Linked DNA regions of Homo sapiens: all the other regions are linked to region 1. The links are chromatin loops, found by intact Hi-C in ENCODE. Cell type or tissue: PC-9. All regions are shown on one strand. Links, peaks and the distances in the headings refer to the core of each region. The heading gives the core; the rest is flanking DNA. Region 1 has its middle 89 kb from the start of CEMIP2. Region 2 has its middle 160 kb from the start of CEMIP2. Region 3 overlaps CEMIP2 (cell migration inducing hyaluronidase 2).

Evidence for each region. A loop is a pair of places that touch in the nucleus more often than their neighbours do. Peaks named below come from ENCODE experiments on the same cell type or tissue, not always from the same donor. Only the 100,000 strongest peaks of a DNase experiment are listed, where the experiment ranks them.
Region 2: it touches region 1 in a loop (6-fold over the local background); 14 of 110 quality-filtered maps call a loop at or near these places.
Region 3: a loop joins it to region 1, with 5 times the contacts of the local background. A loop is called at or near these places in 20 of 110 quality-filtered maps.

What each region holds. Positions count from the first base shown.
Region 1 is chr9:71,675,720-71,682,734 of GRCh38, forward strand. No RefSeq gene overlaps it. Among named protein-coding and RNA genes, the nearest start is that of CEMIP2, 89 kb to the right of the region's middle. In PC-9, for the core only: no CTCF peak of the experiment used is centred there; DNase peaks (open chromatin) are centred at 2,612, 4,672, 5,062, 6,092 and 1 weaker place; H3K4me3 peaks cover 723 bases; H3K27ac peaks cover 5,000 bases.
Region 2 is chr9:71,601,878-71,608,892 of GRCh38, forward strand. No RefSeq gene overlaps it. Among named protein-coding and RNA genes, the nearest start is that of CEMIP2, 160 kb to the right of the region's middle. In PC-9, for the core only: CTCF peaks have their summits at 2,779 (motif pointing right) and 2,978; no DNase peak of the experiment used is centred there.
Region 3 is chr9:71,756,126-71,763,140 of GRCh38, forward strand. All of the region lies in intron 1 of CEMIP2 (cell migration inducing hyaluronidase 2), which reads right to left. Among named protein-coding and RNA genes, the nearest start is that of CEMIP2, 8.9 kb to the right of the region's middle. RefSeq lists enhancers at 724-1,367, 6,977-7,015. In PC-9, for the core only: no CTCF peak of the experiment used is centred there; DNase peaks (open chromatin) are centred at 2,376 and 2,856; H3K4me3 peaks cover 1,421 bases; H3K27ac peaks cover 1,610 bases.

The DNA of each region.
Region 1 (7,015 bases), core at 2,016-7,015:
GGGCAAGGCCATGCCCCAGTGGGTTCAGAAAGGGGAACTTCAACCCCGCTAGGACTGGCAGGAAGAGCCTCGAGTCAAAGAAGATTATTTTCAAGCTTTAAGGTTTTGAATTGCTCAGGAACCATTACCCTCTTCTGCCCTTAAATAAGCATCCTAACTAGTGGAATGAGTCACAGAACCTGGAAATAGACGTGTGACAAAGATGGCATTACAAATGGAATGGAAATGTCTATCCTGTTCCTGTCCCACCATTGTGTTTGGAAGCACATAACATATTTGATTTCACAGGTTCACAGCTGGAGATAATTTGCCCCATGATGAGTCATACCTTCAGTCTCACCTATATCTGATTTGAATTATATTTAGATGATACTTTGGACTTAGATTTTAAAGTTGATGCTGGAATCAGGTAAAACTTTGGGGGCTACTGGGATGAATATACTTTTCATGTGAGATGGAGTTTATTTTGTTTCACGGTGTGAGGTAGGGATCTAATCACATTTTTTTCCATATGGAAAACCAATTTTTCTCACATTATTTATTGAATAATTTATCATTTACATGCTGATTTTTAATGCCATCTTTGTCACACATCATTTCCAGGTTCTCTGACTCATTCCACTAGTTAGGTTGAAGGGCAGATTTCTAGGTTTCAACCCAAGATTCTAACGCAATCCACCTAGAATGGAGTCCATAAATCTGCAATTTCCATAGTTCTGATGGATATTGGCCATAAACCTCACTTTAAGAAACATAATCCTTGGCTTTGGTAAACAAAAGAGAATGCCAGAGTCCAGGGAAGATGATATTCTTTAATACAGGGTAGCCTCCCCTTTATAACCTGTTCTTTTTCCAAGTGGTACCTGAAACCTTAACATCCACTATTCAACAGCCCATTTCAATGCAACTTGACTCACAGAAGTCTGACCACAGAGAGAAGCTAAGCCCTCATTCCTTCTAAACTTAGAAACTCATACTAAGCAGGTGGGTATATCTAAGTAGCTAACTTCCCCATGGTAATTAACAGATTTAACTTTTCCCTTGAAGCAGGAGTCTACCTACCACACACACCAGTGTAACATTATTTTTGTAGCCCTCAGCAAGATAATTACATTAGTACAACAAATGAACTCTCAGACTATGAGAGCAACACACACACACACATACACACAAAGTAACAAGGAGGGCAGAATTTGTTTAGAAAAATATTCTCTCACTGAAGCACACTCAGAAATTCAATGAATAGATAGAGTCCACTGGCTCTGACCTGCTAGTGGAAGAGCAGAGATGGTAGGAAAACTGAAAGAAAACCAAGGTAGAGTCACTGTTCTTCCTCCTCATTTTTTACTTCCAATGTTACCATTCTTTAAGTCTAAAACTCGCTACCTTTATGCTTCATATTAGCCACTTGTCTTCTGTAAACAGATAAAGTTAGCACCAAATAAAAAGAGCCTCTTGTGTTAGGTAGCAACAATAAAAATACTAAATTCTTAATTTAGAATCTGACTCTCCAAAATATCCAACACTTACACTTGTTATCGACTTTAAATCCAATTATTTTAGATAATATTACAGTAAATTATGACTGAAATCAACAAATTGACTCATTTCAAGGAATGTGAAACAACAGCCAGAAAATTTAGATTATCAATATAATCTATATAATAAAATATAATCAATAATTATATTGATTATAAAATATATTGATTATAAAATAAAATATAATCAATATAATAAAATCACACCTTCCCCTCACAAAAATAATTTTATGTTGGTAACTGACCCTCTTCCTGGGGTCAGTTCCTGGAAAAAACTGCACAGGAAGCCCCTAATCCTCATGATTCCTAATCCTGTTTATGTATCATCTATCCACTTGCATCTTTCCTTAACTTTTCTGGCATATGTTTTCAATATAGAGCTGCAACAAAGGAAAGCTATAATTAACAAATCTCTTCCTCTTAGCTATTAAAACAGGTGACTTATAGAAATGCAAGACATTACAAAAAGAAAGAATTTTCCAGTGCTCACAGAGCACAGCTTCCAGGAAGATGTTAGGATAAACATGCTTTCTTGTGGCCAGGACCCTGGGCCTGGAATCTGAGTAGATTATATGTTTCAGAGCCAGGTACTGTTTCTCATCTAGTATCTGTGTTCTGAGAACATTGCTTAAGCTGGAGGAAAATCACAGTATAATCCATGACCTTCCGGAAGGTAATCAGAAGGGATTCTACTCAAGTACAAATACTCATATCCTGTAGATGTACTGACTTCACTACCCAGTGACTAGTTCTCCAGGGTGTGAATTTTCCAGATCTGTAACTTCCTCTACACACAGACGAAATCAGTCTCATATGGAGGTCGATATGCTGCTGGAGGGCAAAAGTCCTCTAAAAGCCAACAAATCAGATATGTCAACAAAAATTCCAGATACACATTACTTTTAGAACTATAAGGTGCTGTGGGCAGATATTTAAAATCACATTGTCTCCCAAGAGACAATTTGTTTTAGACATAAGGACTGACCTGATTTTGAAATACTTTAGCAAGGGCTGAGGATCCTGAGGGTTAGAAGAAAACATGTGAGCAGCAGTGGAGCATGAGTTACGAAACAGTTCTGGGAATGTGGTCTTCCAGTATAACAAGGGCCACAGGAGTGGAACTTGGGCAGTTGGGAGGGGGCAGAGGTGTGACTAAGCAGAAATGGGGCACAGAAACACGGGAAGGTTTGTTGTCAAAGGCACTCATTTTCCAAGTCCTTCAACTCAGCTCAGCTTGTTATATGAACCTTAGCTCTAAACCATTTCACTACATGTTAGCATTTTTTCCTACTTGATAGGAAGGAAAAGTGAAATTGTGTGTGGTTAAAAAACTGAGAGATAGTGGGCTGGGTGCGGTGGCTCACGCCTGTAATCCCAGCACTTTGAGAGGCCGAGGTGGGCAGATTACCTAAGGTCAGGAGTTCAAGACCAGCCTGGCCAACTAGAAACCCCGTCTCCAGTAAAAATACAAAAATTAGCCGGGCGTGTAGCACATACCTGTAATCCCAGCTACTCAGGAGGCTGAGGCAGAAGAGTTACTTGAGCCTGAGAGACAGAGGTTGCAGTGAGCCGAGATCGTGCCACTGCACTCCAGCCTAGCCGACAGAGCGAGACTCTGTCTCAAAAAAAAAAAAAAAACCTGAGAGATAGTTAGAAATGAGATGCTTCTGATCCCTGTTAGTTTATGGTACAGAGGGGTTAGAATAGACAAATTATTAACTGAACTAAAGTTTCCTCTCACAAGAATGAAGAGCTAAAAACTATACATACTAGCAGCAGAACAGGGTAAAGCCACATGTTTTCCACGTTTGTTTGTTTTCCACATTTCATAGCTCCAGTCTGTACACAGCTGATTTGTTGAGTTATGGTGCTAGGGCAACTAAGAGCATGAATGCAAACCTCGTGATGTTCAAACCAAGTCAGTAAATGGGTATTGCCTGGCCTGAGGTCTCATTTTCTAGATACAAGTAACAGCAACAGAGTGTGTCGAAACTAGGGCAGGGTTTGCATCAGGTATCCTCAGTGGTTCCCAAAACTGGCATAATCTTAGAAGTTTGTTTTTTAAAAATCCACATTCCCTAATCCTTAACCCTCAAGACAACAACAACAAAAACACTACTAAATTAGAATTCACAGGAGTCTAGAAATCTAATTTTTTAGAAAACAAACCATCACGTGTTTCTGATGACCAGCCATGTTCAGGAGCCACAGCTGTTCTCATTTAATCCCCCCTGTAATTTCACAAAAGTTACTAATGGATCCACTTTATAGATGAGAAACCTGAGGCTCAGGAGGAAGCTGCTCCTAGGACCACCGCTAAGTAGAGAGCCTTAGCGGAATCAAACCTAGATTGGTCAGCAAAACAACCATACCTACAGCAAGTAACTGTATCAGACACTTTACCCTGACTCCACTTCACTTCCTCTAAGAACTATTTTACTTAAAAAACAACTGACTGCATGCACTCTTGAAAGAGTCAACAAGTTTTGTCATCTTTCTCTCCCATCGGAATTCTCTCATTCTCCTACCCATAGTGGGAGCTAAGGATGTTTCTTGCCTCCTAAGACTTGGAAGTCTTGCGTTCTCCCACATCAGAAACCTACCTGACCCAGGCGCTCCTCCCTCAGGAACTGGATGTTGACAATCAACATGGGCTGATGGGAGAAGGTGAACCTCCCACACCCACCCTCTTCCCTGGCAAGGGTCAATCTCATTATCCACTACTCAGCCACCTCCTGCAGCCCTCCATAAAGTTCATGCATTAAAAGGTTTTTGCTTACAAAGCAAACTGCTTGTATGAAATGATTCATTCTACCTCACAAAAAAATACATCTGAAATTATCAATCAGAGCTTCAATAAATGTAAAATTAGTAAAAAGGGTGGATAGTTTCATCAAAAAGCAAATAAACTTATGTTTTTGTTAGTCTGTGCAGCCTAATTGTGGCCAAATGTACATTTTCCTTCAAAATCCTTAAAATAATAAAACAAACTTGCAGAAAATAAAGAATGGCTGGGATTTCAGAGTAGGAATAACTGTAGCCAAAGGAATCATTGTAGTGGTATTTCAGGCATCATGGCGGGAGGACTTAATCACGGGCTCCAAACCTTTGCCCCAGTAACAGCCACATACTCTGCCCAATATGAAATCTGCCCTAGTCAGAAAAAGTTCTAGGGAAGACTGTGTAGATAGAATCATTAAGGTTAAAAAAAATCAATTTTGTTCAGATGTGTTCTCTGTTGAAGGGAAAGAGGGAAAGGAAGAACAGCCTCACTACATGCTATGAGATGGTCAAACTTTAGTGTTCACAAGAAACATCTGGAAAGCTTGTTATAACATAATATTCCCAGCTTCACAACTCCTGGAAACGCCAGTTCTCCTGTCTGAGCTGGGGCTTGGGATCCTGCATTTTCATCAAGCACCTCAGGCGATTCTGATGCAGGTTTCTTCCTTAAGTTGCTATTTAAAAAATTCTGACAATGTGGTAAGGTTCCAAGAACAGGACAATGAACGCTGGTCTACACTACACTGAGATCAAAGGTTGGTAAACTTTTTCAGTAAAGGGCCTAACAGTACATATTTTTGGACTGACAGTCTCTGTAGCAACTACTCATTTCTACCCCTGCAGCAGGAATTGCCCACAGTTAATAAGTATACAAGAATGAGCTTGGCTGTGTTCCAATAAGATTTGATTTATGGACACTGAAATTTAAATGTCATAGAATTTTCACCACATAAAATATTACTCTTCTTTTTCTTTCTTTTGTTATATTTAAAAACATAAAAATGATTCCTAGCTCAGAATTGCAGGCAGAGGTTTGCCAACTCGGATTTTTCAATTGTGATCATGAAGCCAGCTTTTCTATGGATGAACTTTAAAACTTAATTTTTCATATTTAGACTAATTATTTTGTCCCTCTTAGGAAAATTACAAAAACACATCTATAAAGATGTTTTCTGGTCCACCCTTTGCTGTATTTTCAGATATAACATGTTCACAGCTTGCTATGGCTGATAATTTTGGATGTCCTGTGGGGCACAGTTCCTCATTTAGAAATCACAGTTCAGTCAGTCATTCTCTAAATTTACCACATAAAAATAAAAAGTGTGCGTGCCCTTATCCACAACACCAGGGCCTACTGAAGCATCCTTTTATTAGTTTTTTTCTCAAATTGAAGATAAATAAGGGAAAAACAAAAAAACCTTTTCTCTTCCAAATGACTCAAATGGTCTAGCAAGTCTGTGAACAGCATTTTGCCATTTGTGAGCAAGGAACCAGGAATGGAGTTCCTTTATTTTTTTTCCCTCCATGACCTTTTGTTGAAAACTAGCTTAAATAGTGTCTGCTCACATTTCCAGCACACTGGGTTATAACAGTAATAATGTAATCATAACTAACAGTAATGATACAAATCTGCTGCCCTATTAAAGGTCTTTACCTCCAGGGGAATTTCTCAGGTTATTAAACATTGTTTAATAAGTATCTGGAAACCAAATAAGAATTCCAGAAGTAAGCTCCAACTCTGCATGATGAAATTAACAAACATTGTCATCATTGAATCTATGTATTGTGTTTATCTACTAGGAACAACAGAAAAAAACACTTGAACTAACTAAGCTCATTCCTTCTTACTGAAATGCTTCTCAACCAGACACATCCAAACATGACCTCATCTCTTAAGGAATGAAAACCTACTGTAGTTATCTAAAGCACTCAAGCCTCGATCTGTCACTTCATTACCTTCCCCTCCTCAAGACAAAGTAACCCACTTTAATGGCATGAGGATGTGTTGTCTCTTGATGAAGTTAGAGAACAGAGGAGTCATAAATCCTCTCTTCCCATCCCCGAGTCTAAACATCAGCTTAGAGGCTGCTTTGCAGTCATAGTCCATGAGATGGTGCGTCTGCCTTTCATCTTCTTGCCAGCACTCTCTTCCAGCCTCTGAAGATAATATATGGCATGCTGACTCAGGTGGAGAGGCAGGAATCACAGCAAAGACTTAAACCCTAGTCTGTGGATACATGAGAGCCCTCTGTGTTGCTCGTCAGCTGGCTGATTTGTGGACGACCACATTTTTGGAGCTCAACCAACTGCCTCACCTGATGGAAAATGCTTATGAACTTATAAATCACCTTTGAATATATTTTCTTGGTAGAAATAGAACAGATTGCTAGCTCCCAATTCCCTGAAATGTATATATCAGTGTATAGAACCAATTTAATGATTTGAGAGGACTGAGGACTAAAAACTGTATTAAAAGCTTCTATTAAAAAGAGACAATAGAGAAATGCTTTGTTTAGGGCTGGGAGTTTTGTGAGTAATATAGGAAATGCAAATAAAAATAATAGGTAAATGCAATTTTGTTTTAGTCACAAAAAAATTACAGACTGGAGTTAAACAGTGGGCCTATTATATTAGTGCCGTGGTTCCGAAACCTGGCTGCATATTAGAATCATCCAGGGAGCTTTAAAAAAAAT
Region 2 (7,015 bases), core at 784-5,783, 75 kb before region 1:
ATGACGAGTTAACGGGTGCAGCACACCAACATGGCACATGTATACATATGTAACAAACCTGCACGTTGTGCACATGTACCCTAGAACTTAAAGTATAATTTAAAGAAATGAAATTGTCTCTTTTAGAAGATTAACCCAAGTTTACAAAATTTTCTCTTTTTTAACCGCAATCTCAGCCAAAAAAAAACCCACAACACAGCCCTTTTTGGATATTATTTGTTACATATACTACATTTCTTAAGCAAGTTAAAATAAAATTATTTCTGCGAACTTTTTCAGCATTGCACTGGTTAAAAATACAGCCCATTGTCTTTTCATGCTATGTATTTTTTTCCCTTGGCTTTAAAATATTGGGAGTTATTTTCAACTACTGAATGATTGATCAAGGAAAAGCACTCTTTTCTCTGTAATATGAAGTTTTCAAGTCAATATTAATAACTTCTTTTCCATATAATTTTAGGACATCTAATCTCCTCCACAAATCTCTGAAAATAGCCAAAACTCAAAGTATCAGGAGGAAAAATCCGTATCAATAGCAGTATCTTCATTATGTTTCATGTTTTTTAAAATTTACCAAACAGTTCTCATCTTAGCAAGAGCCTGGCTAGCTTGTTTATAGAACATTTTGTAGTTTGCTAGTTTGATGTTGCTAGAAGTGATTCAGAAATGTGTGACATTGAAACTGCCTTTGCATAAATTATAACAGAACATGATGGTAGTAAAAGAGATCTGATCTAACCCACTGCCCTCCCCATCTTGCCTTTCCCTTAAGAATTCCTGGGCTTAGGCTAAGCTAACTTTGGTAGACATTGAATTTATAGTTCAAATGATAATAGGACTTTCACAAAAACTCAACCACCTTTGTATAGATAACAAAAGGCCCTCATGCTAGGGGGAGGAGAGGAAACTGAATTCTGCTAAGGTGTAGACTGGTCACAAAATATGCAAATTTACTGTTGTAGATTGACCTTTTGAACTATCTTTTCAGGTTTTATATACATGTGACACCCATGACTCCACCTGGACTCACTGACTGATGATTTCACACTTCCATGCCCCACCTAGAAGCACCTCAGTTCTAGAGGACAGCTTCAACAACCCTATGGTTTCATCTTGGACCCAACAAATCAGCAGTAAGGCCTAGCCACCCCCATCACTTCCCCCAAACTGCCTTTGGAAAAAAACCTAACCTACAAGCCTTCAATATGATTGATTTGAGTAATAACTCTGTTCTTCTCCCACATGGGGTGGCTGGCCTCACGTCAATTAAAATCTTTCTTTACTGCAAAAACCCAAATAGTCTATTCATCTACATTATGGAAATTAATATATTTTGCTCTATAAACTGGTTCTTGGCATTCTCAGCCATATTCACTACTTTTTTTTTATTATCTAGCACCCATGAAGCTATTAAAGTAATTTTTTCAAGATTGGGCATTTTATTCCAGGGAAAGTATTTGTAATAGATTCTAATTTATGAATTTATTCAAATTTAATATCTGTAGGCAGGATCATCTCTGGATATTAAATACTTGGAAAGTTTATATTCCATGAAGTCAGAAGTCTGACCTCTAAGCATGGGCCTACCACTTCTCGGCCTGGTGATCATGAGTAAATCAGTTTTCCAACCTGCAATTTTTAATTTGCAAAATGGAGATGATGGTAATACCTACCTCATAAGACTGTGGTGAAAATTTAATAAACTTATACATGTAATAAGCCAAACATAGCTCCTGGCATATGTAGACATTCAATAAATGCTATTTTCAAAGAAACTAGGGGTGAATAATTTTACATCTTTAAATAAGGAAAGTTTTTCCATGCAATGGTGCTAAAGCCAGAAACCATAAATGAAAATATTACTGTATTTAACTGCATAAAACAAAGTTTTTAAATAACAAACACATTGCAATCAAGGATAAAAGATAACACCTGGAGAAAAAGATTTGCAACATATGTGCCAGGAAAAGGGTAAATACCCATAGTGCCTCAAGTTCTTATAAATCAGCACAAAAGAGAAAGAAAAAAGGGTAAAAAAAAAATGAATAAACAATTTAAAAAGAAATAGGGCTAGTAAATATATGAACAGATGTTCAGCCTCACTAGTAATCAAAGAAATGCAAAAAAAACAACAGATTGGTTATAATTAAAAAGATGGACAAAGCCCAGGATTTGCAAGTGTGCAAGCAATAGGCTGCTCTCACACACTTCTGGTAAGTATATTTATTGATCTAGTCTCTTTGGAGGGTGATTTAGTGATACATTCCAAAGTTCAAAAGATGTAGTCTCTTTTCTTTGTTATGTTAATGTTTGAATACTCTACACATTTCAGTATATTACTAAAATATTCTATATAAACATATTCTATAATATTTTATGTATTCTACTATCAGACAAAATAAAGCTAGCTTCGTTTTGGAAAATTAAAGTAGTTTCCTTCCCTTCTTCTTAGGGTTTTTATGAAAATAAAATTATATTCTCTTCCATATGAGATCTCAGGCAGCCTTATAGGGAGTGAGTGGTCATTGCGGTAATGATTGCTAATATCCCTGTGGCAACCTGCGGATTGCAAAGTATGCCACTTACCTTAATCTTACAACTACTGAACATAAACAGAGCTGGAATTATTACTGATCCCTTATAAATGATTATGAGCCTCAAGCCTCTTTTAATTCCCAAGTCAAATCAGGCACTGCCCCAAAGACTGTTCAAAAGAGGAAAATGGCCAATATTCAGGGACCTGGACCACCTTCTCCACTGGCTATCCCCCAGGGGGCGCTCAACTGACAGTAAATTAGACCTGCAAAGCATCTTCAGGCTCTCTTGCCTGTGGTTCCTTTACCATCTGTTGAATGGTAAAGAAAATCTCTCCTCATTTCAAGTTTATAAAACAAGTCTTTTTTGTTGAAGCTCCTTATCAGATCTGTCCATGGGGCATGAGAATTTTCCCTTTATTCCTCATAAGGCTTGAAATTTTCTTTGTCATCTATGCTCCCATCAGAAATTATGCTGGGAAAAACTATGACTAGGCAAATGACCCTGTAGTGATTCCAGACATCAAGTTCATGGAACCTTCACCCTTGCCCCACCTCCACCCCTCCATACCCATCAGGCCACCTTCCTGCATTAGATATTCAATATGATTATCCGCTTTTCTTCTCACAATGGTTTTTCAAGAAGGGATGTGAGAAAACACACATACACACACATACACACACACACACACACACACACACAGCTTCTGAAGCTCATTTATATCATAGCATAAATGATGCCAACAGCAACAGCATTTCATAACCATGGAACCAAAAATGCAAGGTAAAATAATGAAGTTATTGTAGGTGAGATTTCAGGGTATTCAAATATTGACAAATCATTTTGAGGTGGGTTATTTCTCACATCACATGAATAATGATGGTGCCACATAACATAAGTCCAGAGAACCTAGGCCCAGCTTTAGCTAGACGTAGGTATCTAAATTCTGTTAATCAGTAGATTCTGAAAGTTAGGGAATTTTTCTGAAATTCATTCTAATCTTCTCTATGGGACTTTATAATCTCACCGGCAATTGTTTGACTGTTAATAGCTGATATGAGCATCAAGTTTAGGATGTTCTAAAAGCCTTAAGGGACTTGAATAGTTTCTAACAGCTAGAGAAAAATATGCCAATGTACAGAAGTAGCAACTTTCTGGCCTGAAAGAAATCATAGTAATTACTACAAAAGAGCTCTATTAATGAAATCCTTCATTTTTTAAGTTAACAAATAAAGGTCAGGTATACTATGGTGTAATAGCATGGAGTTAATGAAAATAACAATGCAGGCCTATACTTGAGGACATAGAAAGCTGTCCATGATATTTTCAAGTAGGTTACAAAAATATGACTACTACAGCCCCTTTTTTGTAATGTAATAAAATAGGGGCCAGACGCCTGTAAATCCCAGCACTTTGGGAGGCAGAGGCGGGTGGATCACCTGAGGCCAGGAGTTCAAGACAAGCTTGGCCAACATGTTGAAACCCTGTCTCTACTAAAAATACAAAAATTAGCTGGATGTGGTGGTGGGTGCCTATAATCCCAGCTACTCAGGAGGCTGAGGCAGGAGAATCACTTGAACCCAGGAGGCGGAGGTTGCAGTGAGCTGAGATCATGTCATTGCACTCCAGCCTGGGCAATGAGCAAAACTCCATCTCAATAATAATAATAATAATAATAATAAAATAGGGTTTTATTTTGGAGAAAGAGGAATTAAAGTGGTATCTTTTCATTCTCAATAATCCGTAGTTCCAAGTCATCCTATATCTTTAGCATCAAGATCCATGTTGTATGACCTTAGGGAGGCTCCGACAGAATGTAGAATGGACACTCCTTCCAATAGTAGGAAGCCACCTGAGACTGCTCCTTACAGAATAATGGTTAAAGAAAGAATAAGGTAACAAGGTAGAGGACACAGATTCCCAGGCCTCCTCTATTGGGCTGATGCCTCAGAGAGGAGGAGGTGAGAGCCCACCTGGCAGATAGTTTGAAGAGAATGCAGAAGACAGAAGGACTTTTTCTCTGCTTCCTTCAAGAAACACTGAATTGCTGCAATGTTTTCCTCTGTACTTTTAAAAGAAAAACTTCAGCCAAATTAAATTTAAAGTTTAATTGAGCAATGAACAATTCACGAATCAGGCAGCCCCCAGAATCACAGCAGATTCAGAGAGACTCTATGGATGCCTCAGGTTCAGAACAAATTTATAGACAAACAAAGCAAAGCGATGTACAGAAATTGGAAGTGAGGTAGAGAAACAGCTGGATTGGTTACAGATTGGGGTCTGCCTTATTTGAACACAGTTTGAACACTCAGCAGTGTGAGTAGTTGAAGTATGGCTGCTGGGATTGGCCAAGACTCAGCTATTGTTACCGGCACATACTCCTAAATTAGGTTTTCAATCTTGTCTACCTATTAAGTTAGGTTACGGTTAGTCCACAAAGAGTCAAATATAGAAGTACAGAGTCCTTGTCAGGCCATACTTAATTCACTTTAACAATTCTTAATAGGCATCATATAAGAAGTGAACATACTGTTGGAAAATAAAAAAGACAGATGGCCTCCATTGTATCCAACATACCATAAGGGCAAAAATGAACACACACAATTTTGTATGTAAGAATTGGGGGTAAATAGAACTTGCCCAGTAGAAATGAAAAAAGTAGAGCGAGATAAATAATGTGGCATATGACTTAGAGGAGATGATCTTCCAACTTGATCTGGCAGCAAACTTTTCTCCCCTATAGTAGATAGATGCTCCATCTCAATTCAATGCCCTAGCCACTTTTTGCCAAGAGAAATTGACTCAGTTCTCTAAACTAGACAATAGGCCATCTATAGGTTTCAATTACTCACAACGAGTGGTCTGATGAGTAGAAAAAAAAGTGTATTCAGTGATCAACTCAAAGAAGAATCTTCCCTAAGGAAATTTTGATTAGGATTCTCTAATAGCACAGCCAAAGAGAAGATCTAGAAAAAGCAGGCTATGATTAGCAAATAGGGGAGATAAAAAGGATGAAAATCTCATGGTTTGAATTTGAAAACTGCTTATGTGCCATTTAACACAATAATATGTTGCCAAAAACAGTCAGGCTGTGGAAATCATGACCTGTAATCATCAAAAATAGAGCTTATGTTGTCTTCAGCCCCAACAAATTTAAATTTAGGACAGATGATATTTCTAGCCTCATCTCAGCCAAGTCAAAGAGATTGTTTTCCTAATTGTTCCTCGAGTATGCTTTTCTAAGAACGAAAACCTTTACAAATGTAATTGACTCTTCTAACCAACTGGAGTTGCCAGTTGGTTCTGAGCCGAAGGCCATGTCCAGGGAGTTCCGTAAACTTTGTTCCGTGCCAAGTATATAATTCTGGTCTCTAAACTTTCACAATATGCTTTGAGAAAGTGGCAAAACAAAGTGAAAATTGTTATGCTGGTTAAAGCAATTGCTCAATGGAGCCCAAAACTTGTGGAAGAAAATCTTAGATTGAAAACCTTAGATTCCGACTTCATGGATATGACACAGACCATGGTACTATAGTGGGTACAGCAGCCTCCAAGACATCTGCCTGCTAAGCTAATGGAACAAAGTTATCCAACCATGAGACTGGGAGTTAAGACTCCTGACTTTAATTCTGACATATATGATGTATTTGACACACTCTTGCTTCAGTTTTTTTAGACATCACCATCAAATACCATTTTAATTGTTTGGAAATCCTCCAATTAAGGCGCTCTGTGATTCTATTTTCCCTTTTTGGAAATTCAACAAGGGCTTAGTCACCTACATTATTACAGAGGACCAAAAGTTGAAAAGCTACAATGGAAAATACTTCAAATATCATTGTGTGACTGCTTAAGCCAGGCTTAGTCTCCTCTTTTGTCCAATATTAAAAGCATTTCTTTTTTCTGATCACATGGTCTAACAGAGAGTGGTAATTTCAAATAAGAAGTATTGTCGGGCATGGTAACTCACGTCTGTAATCCCAGCACTTTAGGAGGCCGAGGCAGGCAGATTGCTTGAGTCTAGGAGTTTGAGACCAGCTTGGCCATCATGGTGAAACCCCATCTGTACCAAAAATACAAAAATTAGCCAGGCACATAGTGGCACACACCTATAATCCCCACTACTCAGAAGGCTGAGGCATGAGAATCACTTGAAACCGGGAGGCGAAGGTTGCAGTGAGCCAAGATCGTGCCATTGCACTCTGGCCTGGTCAACAGAGTAAGACTCTGTTTCACAAAAAGAGAAAAATATAAATAGTAATTGAAAACTGTATAACAACATAGTACTATGTCCATGTTGCAAAATAAAACAGGCAGATGAGATTTAGCACCTGCCTACAGGAATCTATAGTTCATATATTTGAGTTAAATGCATTTTGCACCTACTACATGACAACATAGGCATAATCCCTGCCTTAATGGAGCACACAAAATGGTGAACATGATCAATAATTAAACAAGCAATTACAATGCATCATAT
Region 3 (7,015 bases), core at 632-5,631, 79 kb after region 1:
AGATACTCAACAAATGATTGTTGAATTTAGATCACAAATTCCTGCCAAGGAATTAAGCAAAAATGCTAGATAGATAGATAGATAGATAGGCTATATATATATGTATATAGGTGTATATATATATATATATATGTATATATACACACGTATATGTATATACCTATATATATATACCTAGCATATATATATGTGCGTGTGTATGTGTGTGTGTATATATATATGTATATACATACATGTAGTTATTGAGGAGGAAACAAATAGTTGAAAAAATTAAGTCCACTTTCATTCAGAAATCAATTTGATTTTGTCTAAGCATACTCCCAAAGAATCTCTTCAACTACAGATTCCTCTCTCTCTCTCTCTCTCTCTCTCTCTCTCTCTCACACACACACACACACACACACACACAAACACACACACAAGAGAAAGAGAGACAGAGAGAGAGAAATTTCCTATTTAATCCTTCTTTGACATCCTTGAGGCTCTGGGCAATTTGACTAATTTCTATATCAGTTTCTCTGATTCAGGAGAAAATTGAGAACAATACTACTTAAAGCAAAAAAAGTCTATGTGTTAATTCTTATAAAATGCAATTCTAGTATGAAAACTAATAGGTGACTAAAAGGTATTATTAACAACTGCAGGAAGGAATTCTAAAGATAAAGAGCAGCAAACTACCTAGATAAATTCAACCTTTCACAATATTTTGTAATAGTTTTAACTACACATTATGAAATGCAGTAGGCACACAGAAAAAAAGAAACATTCCACTCCACTTTATTTTGTTATGTTGACAGCCATTCAATGCTGTGATCAAAGAGAAAGGCTTCTCAACACAGAGAAAGCGGCAGCAGTTCAAAACTAGTAGGAGCTCTTTAAAAGGGATTTTAGTGTTCTTTCAGCTGCTGAGATGTTAATATGCAAGACAAAGGTACTTATCACTTACATGGTGGTTGAGGACACTTGCCCCCTAGGCTATATCATCAGTCCCCCAAATAATCTAGCCCTTCCAACCCAATGCAGAGAAGGTGCCACAGCCACACAGTCCAAGAAATGCATATTGGCCCCATCATCCCCTCATATTGAACAACTAATGAAAATACAATACTTTTGATTCATTTAAGCTCTCTCAAATCACGCCTAGGCTTTTTAAGAAAACTAATTTTTGAATGGAAGATTCAGGCTTGTGGGAAGAGCCAAGAAGTTGGCACGATCTAATCAGGTCAGTTCTTTTTTGATCAAGGACATAATTTTTTAAACAATACTCAACCTAAGGGTCAAGTTACAATTTTTGCTTTCGGAGAGTTTCAGTACAACTGGCCAAAATTTGGCTAAGAACATTTTTTCTTTTATTACGATCTTAGAAGATCTAACACATTCACTAGTATGCCCAAAAAGTAAAAACATGCAGCAAAAAGTAAAAAGAGGAGTGAGCATGAATTATCATGAAAACAGATGATACTATAATTATTTGTACTTTTGACCTAATAAAATATTTAACCAGATTCTAACTGCCTTGAATTTTCAATTAATAATTCCACATTCCCAACCTCCTACTTTCAGGAGAAGAACACAACAAAGAATAACCATCAGGGATCACCATTTAGATCTTCTGGTTTGGTTTGGTTTGGTTTGGTTTGAGGGGAAGCAGGGTTAGGGCGTTTCATTTAGTTTTGTTTTAGATTCAGATTATGTCCATTGACAAACAGTGAACTCAACAAATACCCTGTACATAAAAAAGTGTTCAATTAGAAAATAACCTTAGCAAAGCAGACTTTTTAGGTCCTCTAATTCCGCAAGTTTCAAATAAATAATTAAGTGTGACCAATACTCTCAAGAAGATTATGTACTTAAATAACTATTATAAAGGTTTTCAAAGAGTTTGGGTAGGGAGGAATCTTTCTATACGTAGTTTAGCAGAATATAATGTATCACCTATTCTATTCCCAGAGCACACAGGATAATATACATTTTTTAAAAAAACAACCACTGCAAAGAATTCAACATAAATGCTAGGTCTATACATACAGCTATTTATGAGAAAACGGACATATGGTTGAAACAATTAAGTCAACTTTCATTCAGAGATCTGCTCGATTGTGTATTAGCATACTCTCAAAGAATTGAAAACCCTTAGACCTCTAAACAGGTGTGGGGCCAAGGACCTTGGCCACCTGAAGGTTCACTGAAAAATCAACTCACAAAAGCCAGATCAACAGGGGAAAAGACACAAAACTTTATCTAATGTGTTATACACAGGAGACTTCAGAATGAAAACCCAACCCCCTGGTGGGGTACAGAAGTGTGTAAATACCTTCTAGAAATTGGAGAAAGAATGCAGGCTCAGAGCATGGCCGAAAACAGGTTACAGTAGTAAATCAGGTTTTAGCTGTAAGACAGGTTATGTAAGGAGGCTTGGCAAGCAAAGGTGGTCTTGTTATGTAGATGAACCGAACCTCACAGGTAGCACCCCTGAGAGGAGAGACGGCAAATGTCTCTTTCAGATCTGTAAGGAGTCAGACTTAATTAATCCTTCCTAGAACCGGACAAGAGAAAGCCTGGCTGCATTAATGCATATTTTCTATAGATGCAAATTTCCCCCATAAAAGACTGCTTTGCAGGGTGACTTCTGTTTGCTGCTGTTTGCTGACATCTCAAAATATGTCAAAGAAATATATTTGGGGGTAAAATATTTTGATTTCCTAAAATAGAAGATTTTCCACAGGACATGCCTTCACACTGTCCCACAAGGCGCATTCTCCATTATTTCTTTGCCCTTGTCACAGCGCTTTTGTCTTTTTCCTTCAACTCTCAAAAATCAGTATGAGTCACAATCACCTGCAACTGTTTGGCATGTTTCCAAGAAATAAGACACTCTGCACAGTTAGTTTACTTACACAGATCTTTGTTTACTTTTATTAAGCAGATTATAGCCAGGTCAATGTTCAGAGGTAGAAGGGAAATGCACCAACTCTTAATTATAAACCTCTGCCTATGAAGGGAAAGGACAAGGGACTGAGAACCCCTAATTGTTTATATGTCCCTACCTGCTTTATCTATTTGATCGATTTAGACACATATAAGTGATATTCCCAAGTTAAGCTATTGTTATAATAAACATCTGTATGCATCAGACTTCTAGATTCACACCACGTATCACTCAGATTATCTCCTTCCTTAAAGAAAAAAAAAATCTTGCCTGCCCCAAAAACCTATTAAAATATAATACAGCGAAAGTATAAGAAACTGTGGGGGTCATAGGCTTTTGGCTCCCTGAAAGTTCACTAAAATCCCTGCCATGAGGCAGTTTGATTCACAGGAGAAAAGACATATTTAATGTGTAAGCATGGGAGCCTTCAGAAGGAAAACCCAACTTCCCAATGAGGCACAGAAGTTGTATGATATCCTGAGGTTCCAGGGAGAATGAGGGCTTGGATCCTGGTAAAAAAGGTTATGGGAAGGAGAAGAGGAGGAATTCTATTGAGGGAATAAATGATTACTAGGGAGAATGATTGGATGGGGAAACAGAAATTGACTTCTAGATAGTTCTTTTTGGAATTTAAATGATCCGTGGAGGTAGTCTTTATCTTGAATAGGGCTGTTCGGATGTGGTTAGATTTTTGGTCCTTCCTGCAACGGATAATGAAATAAAAGGGAAAGAAGCAGGGATAATTGTTCTCCTTGTTGGGGGGTACGGGGAGGTGGGGGGGGGATGGCAGGGGGTCAGTCCTATCTTTGTAGTAGGGGAAAAGTCTCTCCAGGAACTTTTTGATCTCTAAAGGCTTTTAATTTAAAATACTCATTTTACCAGGGAAGCCATATATTGCGGTGAAGTATTTTTATTTTCTTCAGAATATTTCAAACCTATAGTCCTAAAAAGACTAAATTTACTTAAAAAAAAAAAAAGATACTAAGCTTTGGATTAGAATAAGTATTATTTAAAGTTGAAAGATTTATTTTCCTGCTTAAAAATTTACTTTTGTATTAAGCTATAGTCTTTTTGCTAGAAAACTACTAAAAAACTATAGTTAGGAAATAAATCTCTGGAAAAACAAAAATTAACTATAAATACTAAGAGTTTGCTTAACCTGATAATAACAAAATAAGAAATGCCTATGGTCTGTATTTAAGGAATTCAGATGAGCAACTTAGCCACAGTTTCACTAAAGTGGCCACATCTTCGGCAAATCACATTGGACTCTCCTGTTAAAATATGAATCCCTCAAAACAAAGAGCTGCTATTTATAATGTTTAATGCCAAAAGTGAACCAAGTGAAAACTTCTTAAAGTGAAATAAATGACTTTAAAGAAATATTTAAAATTCATTCCTATGTTTCTGTCATTTATGCAAGGTAAAGGAGGCAGCTGTCTAATTTTTCTGATCCCAAATATACTAATTAATCCTATCTTTTTCCAACGATGTTAAACAAGTCTATGAGAAGTAATGCTTGACCCTAAAGCCAATGAGGCTGATACGGCCAAAAGGTTAAAATGTATTATCATGCCCAAAAAAAGAAAAACATAAAAGGAAAAAACTGCAGACCTACTACAGACCAAGCGGGGAGGAAGGGTAGCAATTAAGAACAGCTAACACTCTCTGAGCAACCAAAAATAAAAATAAAAAGAGAGCAAAGTACATAGGCCTCTAGGTGGAAGTAAAGAACTAGAAGATAAACTGCAGAGAGATAGATTGTTCTTCAACCCAGAAAATTAGAAAAAAGGGAAAAAGGTCGTTGTACCTACCAGTCATTCTCTATTCCCTTCGGTTTCCTTTTTTCCTATTAATATTTCTCATATTTCTTTTTCTCCTTAATTCTTTTTATTGAAAAGCTGTTCTCTTTTCTCCCTTCCTTCCCAGTGATCCTAGACCATCCCCCTTCGCCCTTGTTCTCAACTGGCTGGGAAGATTCAAGAGAGGCTTCCAACCTGCTGGCAGTGACGGATGGCAGTGCAGAGGCACACAATGGCAAGTGCAGGCGCGTCACCAGCCTTGCAGCTGGCCTTCCAAAGAAAGAACCAAAGTCGAAGTCTGTCCTGACAGAGGCTGATTTAATTAAGGTTATAGCAAAGGGCAGAACTGCCTGTGGGCTGCATTCTCTGCAGAGGGCCAAAGACAATGCATTAAAATACTTCTCAGGAAGAAAAAACCAAGAAAGTTATGTTGGCAAAATGTTGAAAGGTGGGAAAAATGAAAAGACAACAGGGATGTGTTTGAAAAACAAGCAAAGACCTGCCAAAGTTCATGATCTAGTGATGTACAGATACCAAAATGCAATGACAATAGGAAACAGAAGGGGTATGTTTTGATGTGCCTTTCACACTAGAAATATTTCAAATGAATAATGAGATGCCCAGACTGAAATAATCCAAGGCTGTTCAATCCAGCATCATAGTAAAGTTTCTATCAATGGCAGGGCCAGGACCAGAACCCAAGTTGACTATTTCTTTCAACTGTAACACATAGCCTATTTTTAATATAACTTAAACCACTTGGAATAAAGCCTTTTCAAACAGGGCACAAGGTCAGCTTTGAGCATCTCTTATGAGAAAAGGGTTCTGCTAGACACTGGAGACCCAATAGTACAAAAAATAAACATGGTTCCTACATTCAAGAAGCTCACAGCCCAGCATTTGGGGGTAGAAAGAGTAGGGAGACAACACAAGTAAACAAGTAATTAAACTGAATGTTGAGGCAAAGAAGGTGGGCTGAGGAGGTGATTGCTTGAGTTTATTAAATCCCTATGAATGGAATAGAGCTTAATTTTCTAAAAGCCCTGGCAAATTTACTCACCCAAATGTGCACCACCAGACGATTACTAATATCTTTCTTATTTTGCATGTGTAAACTAAAGTCTACCACTGAACTCCGCCATTTAAATGACGACACGTTGCCCAATAGTGACTAAAAAGTATGGGAGGGAGGGGAGGGTGACACACTACAGAAGTCTTTCATATTCTTTGAAAGGGTGTCACCTGCAGGTGAGTTCCAGGCCAGAATATAAAACAGTCATAGTCCCTCTCCTCCTAGGCCACGTGAAACCTAAGCCAAACAAAAGGGCCATCTTACACATTCTCAACAGTTTCCTCTATGTTCCTCAAGACTCAAGGGTGCTACAGAGTCAAAAGGCAGAACTTCTAATGAACAAGTAATTACTCAGCACTAGAGTGGCAGCTGGACTTCACTTAGCCGAATAGGGATACACTGTGGCTAGGAAGAGGTGAACAATGATGTGCACCTGTAGTCCCATCCACTTAGAGGCCGAGGCAGTTGGATGGCTTGAGCCCAGGAGTTCAAGACTATAGTGTGCTAGGACTACTATAGAGCCACTGCACTCCAGCCTGGGTAACCTAACAAGACCCCATGCCAGCCCCGTCACCAAAAAAAAAAAAAAAAAAAAAAACTGGCTAGCAGCAGCATAACAGGCAAACAGGGGCTACGTGACAAGCCCAAGTGCTGCAAGCACTAACAGGAGGCAAGAAAAAACACTTGAAGATTAAAGCCAACCTCAGACTCAGCCAAGCCCTGCTCAAGCATATTTTTCAAATCCTCATATAAAGTTGATTTTATAGTGGTGGCACTGGTGGCATTAAAAAGCAATGTTAGTATGGGTGCAGTGGCTCACGCCTGTAATCCCACCACTTTAGGAGACTGAGGTGGGAGGATCACTTGAGGCCAGGAGTTCAAGACCACCCTGGGCAACATGGTGAAACCCTATCTCTACAAAAAAATATAAAGATTAGCTGGGCATGGTGGTGCATGCCTGTACTCCCAGCTACTCAGAAGGCTGAGATGTGGAAAGATAGCTTGAGCCCAGGAGGTGGAGGCTGCAGTGAGCTGTGATCATACCAATGCACTCCATCCTGGGTGACAGAGTGAGACTCCTGTCTCAAAAAAATATATTTTTTTAATGTTATGTTTTTTCAAACCACAACTTAAAAAAAAAAAAAAGAAAACCTCAAGAACTCATTTTTCTAATTCCTCCTGAAACAGGAATCAGGCATATGTCCCTGTGTT